Linked DNA regions of Homo sapiens: region 2 is linked to region 1. A link is an interaction called in ENCODE POLR2A ChIA-PET data of the cell type or tissue named here. Cell type or tissue: MCF 10A. All regions are shown on one strand. Each heading gives the region's core, and the rest is flanking DNA. Links, peaks and the distances in the headings are about the cores only.

Evidence for each region. Peaks named below come from ENCODE experiments on the same cell type or tissue, not always from the same donor. Only the 100,000 strongest peaks of a DNase experiment are listed, where the experiment ranks them.
Region 2: POLR2A ChIA-PET joins it to region 1 with 7 read pairs; 6 of 35 experiments call an interaction of 5 or more read pairs at or near these places.

What each region holds. Positions count from the first base shown.
Region 1 is chr14:52,833,724-52,838,121 of GRCh38, forward strand. The region is part of intron 1 of LOC105370500 (a long non-coding RNA gene); the gene reads left to right. Among named protein-coding and RNA genes, the nearest start is that of GNPNAT1, 44 kb to the left of the region's middle. RefSeq lists enhancers at 1,192-1,797, 1,798-2,402. In MCF 10A, for the core only: no CTCF peak of the experiment used is centred there; DNase peaks (open chromatin) are centred at 988 and 1,918.
Region 2 is chr14:52,750,614-52,755,011 of GRCh38, forward strand. STYX (serine/threonine/tyrosine interacting protein) reads left to right here. Exons shown (of 11, transcript NM_145251.4): 4 at 70-167. Among named protein-coding and RNA genes, the nearest start is that of STYX, 23 kb to the left of the region's middle. RefSeq lists a silencer at 1,315-1,466. In MCF 10A, for the core only: no CTCF peak of the experiment used is centred there; no DNase peak of the experiment used is centred there.

The DNA of each region.
Region 1 (4,398 bases), core at 167-4,166:
TGTTTTTAGTAGAGACGGGGTTTCTCCATGTTGGCCAGGCTGGTCCCAAACTCCTGACCTCAGGTGATCCACCCACTTCGGCCTCCCAAAGTGCCGGGATTACAGGCATGAGCCCCCCCACCCCACCCCCCCCACCCCTCCCCCCTGCCGGCTCGCCCGGCTCCAGGTGCCATCAATTTTGATGCAAAATTTCTAGGGAAATTGTTCAGTTAAAGGCAGTTTTCACAAAACTCAGAGTCAAATCAATATCAGATGTAATTTCCCCACTAGAACTTCATTAGGATCGCACAGGATCCTTGATATGAAACATATACCCTACTGATGCCTGACTAAATGAATCTCGTGGCCCCATGGTTCTCTACTACGCTTTCCTCATCTAGGTTTTCCTCTTTGCCTTGGGCACAGTCAGTGGGTACGACAGACTTTTCGTCTGAGGTTTAGTGACTAAAGAGTTCATTCTGAATTAGAGCTGGACTTGGGAATTAGAACCAGATCTGTTCTTCAGCTAATTAGTCCATAACATAAGACAAAACTAAGGGCTTCAGTTTTTAAAAAATTAATGAGAAGACATTGAAGTCACTGGCAACAGGCTTTTCCAAAATATGTTCTCTTAAGCCTTATCTAATGTATTTTATAAAAAACTAAATATAATTAAGCTACATTTAGCCCATAACAAGCTCTGGCTTTTTTTTTTTTTGTTTTTTTTTAAACAGAGGGGAACATTTGATTAAATTACTATTCATCTGAAAACATTTGATGGGGGAAAAATCCATTAGATGCATGAAGACAGATAACATTGAATAGTTAATTGGAAACAATCACATGATGTAATACAGATAACTAAGGAAAGGGGTCTTGCATCTGAAATACATTTTTATGTGCTGGTTGCAATATATTTTATAGTCCAGTTGAAATTGCTGTCATGGAACTCTTTGGACCAAAAATGGAAGTCATATAGTGTATCACATTACATCTTCATTTTGGCTGACTCATTGTGTTGGCATGTTTTTGCTACAGATGAATGTAGAGATGGTTCACATCATACTTTAGAAAATATGTCTTTGGATAACAGAACAGAACGTGATTAAGGAGAATTCTGAATTATTAGGCATTAAAAAAAAACTAAAGGCATTTTCTTTTGGCCAATGAAAATAGCTTAGTGTTTTTTTTTTTTTAAAAAAAAAGAAAAAACAACAGGAAAAATATTAGAATTTGATGAGGGGGGTACATATTTAGGTTATTACCAGTTAGCTAATTACCAGGCAGAAATCCCCAGGTAGCAGATGTTACTTTTGTGAAAAAGAAAGCTTTTTTGTGTTACTTAGAAAACTTAATGAATAAAACAATTGCCATTGAAAAACCTAAATACGATTCTCCCTTAGAAACAAACTAATTGTGGGGCCTATAACCAGAGTCAGGAAGTTAGTGATAAAGTTAATGAAGACAAATGGCCCGGTTACCTAATCCCATCAATGCCTCTTCCCTGGAAACCCAAATGGCCTTGGGCCAAAGGGAGATCTGCTAATACTACCTGCAGAGAAGAGGTTTCCAAGCACTTTTCTAAAGTACTTTCCATTATTTACCCTACAGGAGATTAGGTGTGATGTGAATGCAAAGCAGTTATTTTCATTAATGAGAGCCACCCGTGACTCCCTGGACACCTTGACAGAGGACAAAGGCATGTTTCTTTCTCATGGTTTGAAGGAAATAAATTGTTTCCATCTGAATGAATCTGTACTGGCCAAATGTAGAAAGCAGTTGCATGTCCAGGGATAAATTCTGGCCTTTGCCTTCCTACTTCAAGTGGTTTTCCACCCCTTAATTTACCTAAATGAAATTTAGAGAGGCTGCTCCACACTTCCTCCCAAGGAGACAGCTTCTCCAGTGAGTCATGCAGACAGACACCCTCCAGCCACCAGGGCGTGTTCTCTTTTAAGCACAGACAGGGCGGCGTCTCAATGGCCTCCCACGTCACCGACAGTGACGGCAGCCCCCTCCAATTTCTTGGAGTGGGTTGCAGACTCTGCCAGGTGCCACAGCCCTGAGAAACCAAGGAACATGTCTAAGGAGCCTACAGAGTGGGAGGGAAATGCGGGTAACTGAGGACTGTTGCGCCTCACCTGTCTAACAAGAGCAGCATGTGTGCCCGTATGTGGGGGCGAGGGTTGAAAGGGTACTGGGCCTGGGGTGGGGTAGGCAGGTGGTGATAGTAAATGGGTGTAGGGTTTTGATTGCCTGCAACAGGATTTCAAGCCTTAGGCATTGTTTTTTAAATCCCTGATTTAATTAATTAATTAATGTATTTATTTATTGAGACGGAATCTCTCTGTGTCGCCCAGGCTGGAGTGCAATGGTGCAATTTCAGATCGCTGCAACCTCCACCTCTTCGGTTCGAGTGATTCTCTTGCTTCAGGCTCCCAAGTAGCTGGGATTACAGGTGCCTGCCACCACGCCCAGCTAATTTTTGTATTTTTAGTAGAAACGGGGTTTCACCATTTTGGGCAGGCTGCCCTCGAACTCCTGACCTCAGGTGATCCGCCTGCCTCGGCCTCCAAAGTGCTAGGATTACAGGTGTGAGTCATCGTGCCCAGCCTGAATAATTTTTTTTCTATTCTCCCAGGAGGGCTTGGATATAATCACTAAATTTTCTAGCTTTTAGAAGGTCATGAACCTATGGGTTCTATGGACAAATACTGTTGGATTTTATTTACCAGAATGCAATTAGATGATCAGATAAATTATTGGTTACTTTGCCAGTAACTATGATTCCCATGGGACTATTGCTTTTGAAATGCCAACATTTTAAAGCCTTCCAAGGTTCCTGCTGTGTATTAAAGAAAAAACTAATCTGACACACTTATTAAAATAGTAAGGCAGGCCGGGCGCAGTGGCTCATGCCAGTAATCCCAGCACTGGGAGGCCGAGGCGGCGGATCACGAGGTCAGGAGATTGAGACCATCCTGGCTAACACGGTGAAACCCCGTCTCTTCTAAAACTACAAAAAATTAGCCGGGCGTGGTGGCGGGCGCCTGTAGTCCCAGCTACTCGGGAGGCTGAGGCAGGAGAATGGTGTGAACCTGGGAGGCGGAGCTTGCAGTGAACGGAGATCACGCCACTGCATTGCAGCCTGGGCGACAGAGCAAGACTCCATCTCAAAAAAAAAAAAAAAAAAAAAAAAAAAAGTAAGGCAGACTTTGTTCAGGAGAATTGTAGTAAGAGCTTTGAAACAGAGAGATTGAGCTCAACTCTGAATATAATCCAGACAGCTGAGGTTTTATGGCCAGGAAGCAGAGTGAGGGGGTCAATGGATGGAAATTACTAAGAGATATCAAGGATAAGGGGATTCTTGCTAAACTAATAACGTAGGATTCTTGCTGAAGACAGGTCGAGGACTTACATGTCAAAGGTCGGGGATGAGGAACTTGATCAGATATTGAGGGGTGGGGATTCTCCAGGATTCTTGCTAAAACTGGGTTTATGGAGACCCAGCAAGGACAGGCGAATAGGGTCTGGGGCAGGGAACCTAAGGATTTCCTAGAGCTAAATCCAACAGAAAAACCCCAGCTTTCTAAGACCAAGTAAATATCTTTGTAACTCTACTTCAGTTACGACAGGAAACATCCTCTTCATTTGCATAGGAGGTACACCAACTAAATAACTTTGTAACCTCACTTCAGCCTCTTCATTTACATAGGGCATACACCAAGTAACCAGTGGGAAACCTCTAGGGGGTATTTAAACCCCACAGAATTCTGTAACCCCGCCCTTGAGCCCCTTGTTCAGGTAGCCCCCATCCTGTGGAGTGTGCTTTTGTTTCATTAGATGTGTGCTTTTGTTGCTTCATTCTTTCCTGGCTTTGTTTGTGCGTTTTGTCCATTTCTTTTTTCAAAACGGCAAGAGCCTGGACACCCTCAACTGGTAACAACAGGGGCCAAGGTCCAGGCATGGTTGAGAAGAGGACTCAGAGGAGTCTGACCAAAGCGTGGCGAAGGAGAAGGCCGTTGTCATATGTACTAAATACGATTCTCCACTGCAGAAATGGGGAATGAAGGCTCTGGTGCAGTTAATCTGAGAGGGGGAAAAGCATTTCTCAGACTTGTGCTTGGGAGGTAATAAACACAGGGCTTCTATGCGAGGGCCATGATGTCTCTTCTGAAGGGTAGATACTAGTGCTGCTGGGGCCAGCAGGGTCAGCCATTGGGCCAGTTATTTCAGGTGCCAGCCAGAGCTTCCAGGCCTTCTAGCAGCCCAGCCAAACAATTTGCTGTTAAACTGGATCCAGAGAGACTTGGAAGTCTTGATTTATATTCTAGGGTCAAAATGGACTAATCAAATCACCTTGTATTAGTTTTAGATATTAAAAAGTTGAAAATGCATTTTAGATTATAAACCTGACCT
Region 2 (4,398 bases), core at 211-4,210, 83 kb before region 1:
GTAAGATGATGTTTGATATTTTAAAATATTTATCTTCCCTGTCCTCCCCCTGCTTTTTTTTTTATACAGCTACCTGTACTACAGAAACATGGAATAACCCATATAATATGCATACGACAAAATATTGAAGCAAACTTTATTAAACCAAACTTTCAGCAGTTATTTAGGTAAGAATTATTGCTATGATTTGTAAAACACTTAATGAAGTTTCATTTCAGGTTTTGTACCATCAGTTGTTTCTGTACATATCTAGTTTGTAAAAATGGGTCATATAGTACATAGTTTTTTAAAATAAATTTTACTTAAAATACTTAAATAAATTATGCCCATAATGCAGAATTCTAAAGGTTCAAAAGAGTGTATATTGTCAAGAAGTTTCTGGGAAAGTAAAAATAAAAAAGAATTTAAAAATAATGTATACTGAAAAATAGGTTTTAGTGTACATTATTTTATCTCTTGAGGGATAAAGGAATTGAGTATCTAGGGGATAGGTTTAGGGAAACAGCATCTACTGTTACCTCTTTATTGGGTAGTTTTTGAGTGTTAGGTTAAATTTATGAGCATAGTCTTATAGATAAATTTTTTTTTACATTGGCTTTCTTTTTTACTTTATATTTTTTGGAGATTGGTTTATATCGGTATGTATATCAAACTGCTTATTCTTTTTAAGTTGCATTGTAATCCATTGTATGGCTATACTAAAATTTATTCAATTAGTCTGTTAGATATTTAGATTGTTTCTGGCCTTGTACTAATATGTATAGCATATAGTGACTATCATTGTACATATTACTCAATTTATATGTGAGCATATTGATAGGGCTTATTTGCAGAATTGCTGGATATAAGAGTATGAACATTTTAAATTTTGATAGATGTTGCAGATTGTTTTCCAGTGCGTTGTATCAGTGTACATTCCCATTATCAAGTATGTGAGAGTGACTCTTCCCTTAGTATCTCTCCAAGACGGAATTGTGAAACATTTTTAATTTCTCAAAGTCTAATGGAGTAAAAATGGTATCTCATTTGATGTTCTTATTTATCTTGTAAGTTCAGTTGAGCATGTAATGGTTTTTAATGTTCTTTATTTTAACTTCATTTTTAAAATAGAGTATATTACGCATGGTACAAAAGTGAAAGGATATGTAAACATATATAATGAAAGTAACTCTACTTTTTCTCTTAACCCAAGCCACCTTGCTCCTATCCTGGGAGGCAGCTTCTTCCTTCAATATCTATGTAAAAGTATATATGTTAAAAATATTTTAGGCCAGCACGGTGGCTCACGCCTGTAATCCCAGCATTTTGGGAGGCCGAGGTGGGCAGATCACCTGAGGTCAGGAGTTCGAGACCAGCCTGGCCAACATGGCAAAACCCCATCTCTACTAAAACAAAAATTACCTGAGCGTGGTGGCACATGCCTGTAATCCCAGCAGCTCAGGAGACTGAGGCAGGAGAATTGCTTGAACCCAGAAGGCAGAGGTTACAGTGAGCCGAGATCACACCACTGCACTCCAGCCTGGGCAACAGAGCAAGACACCGTCTCAAAAACAAAACAAAACAAAACAAAAAAAAAACAGCGCTGTGGCTTACACCTATAATCCCAGTACTTTGGGAGGCTGAGGAGGGTGGATCACGAGGTCGAGATTGAGACTGTCCTGGCCAACACAGTGAGACCCCGTCTCTACTAAAAATACAAAAATTATCTGGGCGTGGTGGCACATGCCTGTAGTCCCAGCTACTCAGGAGGCTGAGGCAGGAGAATCACTTGAACCTGGGAGGCAGAGGTTTCAGTGAGCCAAGATTGCCCCACTGCACTCCAGCCTGGCGACAGAGCAAGACTCTGTCTCAAAAATAAAAAAAAAAATTTAATGCTCTGCTTTATTTTTACAATGAAACCAATCTATAAATATCTGTAAATACAAGATACATACTCTAAAATACATTGTGTGAACATATAATAGAATACTATGTAACCATGAAAAAGAATGAAATATATGTATGTGTTTGGATTTGGGATGATCTCCAAGATAATGCATTACATGAATAAAGCAGGGTGTGGAACAATGTATATATTTGCAATGTGTTGAGTAAATATATATATACTACATTCCATATATTTATTCTTAATATATGCATAGAAAATTTCTGGACCAAGAGGCTAGAAACTTCATAGTGATTGCTTCTAAGAAGGAAAATTCAGGGCCTGTGATGGTAGAGGGACGTATTTTTCTTTCGTTTTTAATTTTGTTTTTTTTTGTTGTTGTTGTTTTTTTTTTTTTTTTGAGATGGAGTCTCACTCTGTCACCCAGGCTGGAGTGCAGTGGTGTGATCTTGGCTCACTGCAACCTCTGCCTCCTGGGTTCAAGCGATTCTCCTGCCTCAGCCTCCTGAGTAGCTGGGATTACAGGCATGTGCCACCACACCCAGCTAATTTTTTTTTTTTTTTTTTTTTTGGACAGAGTTTCGCTCTGTTGCCCAGGCTGGAGTGCAGTGGCATGATCTCGGCTCACTGCATCCTCCGCCTCCCAGGTTTAAGCAATTCTCTGCGTCAGCCTTCTAAGTAGCTGAGATTACAGGTGCCCACCACCACTCCCAGATAATTTTTTTTGTATTTTTAGTAGAGACGGGGTTTCAGCATCTTGGCCAGGCTGATCTTGAACTCCTGACCTCTTGATCCACCTGCCTCAGCCTCCCAAAGCACTGGGATTACAGGTGTGAGCCACCGCACCTGGCCTAATTTTTGTATTTTTAGTACAGACGGGGTTTCACCATGTTGGCCAGGCTGGTCTCGAACTCCTGACCTCGTGATCTGCCCACCTCGGCCTCCCAAAGCACTGGGATTTACAGGCGTAAGCCACTACGCTCAGCCGAGGGACATATTTTTCATGGTACCCTTGATATCCATGGGGGATTGCCTCCAGGAACCCCCATGAATAACAAAATCCTCAGATGCTCAAGTCCCTTATATAAACTGGTGTAATATTTGCATATAACCTGTGCACATTCTCTCATATACATTAAATCATCTCTAGATTACTTCTAATACTTAGTACAGTGTAAGTGCTGTGTGAATAGTATTGGATTTTATTTTTATTATTTTTAGTGTTGTATTTTACCTTATTTTTTGTTAATGTTTTTTATTGTTGTCGGTTGAATCCACAGGTATGAAATTCTTGGATATGGAGGGCTGACTCTTTACTTTTGTAGTGTTTTTTTTTTACACCATATTTAGTTTATTAAAACTAGTTATTAAAAAGGAATATCCCAAAACACTGATTTTTTTTTTTTTTTTTTTTTTTTTTTGAGACAGAGTCTCGCTCTGTCATCCAGGCTAGAATGCAGGGCTCACTGCAACCTCTGCCTCCCAAGTTCAGGCAATTCTTCTGCCTCAGCCTCCTGAGTAGCAGAGATTACAGGCATGTGCCACCACGCCTGGCTAATTTTTGTATTTTTAGTAGAGACGGGGTTTCACCATGTTGGTCAGGCTGGTCTCAAACTCCTGACCTCGTGATCCGCCTGCCTTGGCCTCCCACAGTGCTGGGATTACAGGCGTGAGCCACTGCGCCCGGCCTGAATTTTTTATAATTATGAAAGAAATACTTTTTTTTTTTTCAAAGATAGGATCTTTCTCTGCTGCCCAGCCTGGATTGCATTGGCATGATTTCTGTTCATTGTAGCCTTGACCTCCCAGGCTCAAGCAATCTTCCTGCCTCAGCCTTCCAAGTAGCTGGGACTACAGGTGCACCACCGGATCGGGCTAATTTTTTTTTTTTTTTTCTAGAGATGGGGTTTTGCTGTGTTGCCCAGGCTGTTCTTGAACTCCTGAGCTTAAGCGATCTACCCACCTCAGCCTCCCAAAGTGCTGGGGTTACAGGCATGAGCCACCACACCTGGCCATGAAACACTTATTCTTTATAAGTACTTCGGAAGGTATAGAATGACACCAAGAAAAATATTTAAATCATCTACAGTTCCACAATTCAGAGAAAACACTTTTGTTAACATTTGGAATATTTCCTTTTAAATCGTTCTCTGTTGTGTATGTGTATTTACGTATATATGCATAGAATTATTAAAGAAAATGAGAATGTTGTATTTTAAAATATCAAACTATATAAGGTGAAACTAATCTTAAGAAAAAACAAAAAAGCCAAAAAATCATACTATTCATTTCTAATGTGTACAGACTTTTTGTTTTAAATTATAATGTTGTTTGTGCAGGTTCTTTATCCTAATGGAAGAACCATTTCTCCTTAAACTTTTACAATACTAGCTTCTTAGAGATTGATAGTTCTACTAGCAGTGCTTGACACTGAAAATGTTATGCGTTAAAATATTTAATTTCATTCTGAGTTAACATTTTTCCCCTGAAGCATTATTTTATGTAACTGGAAT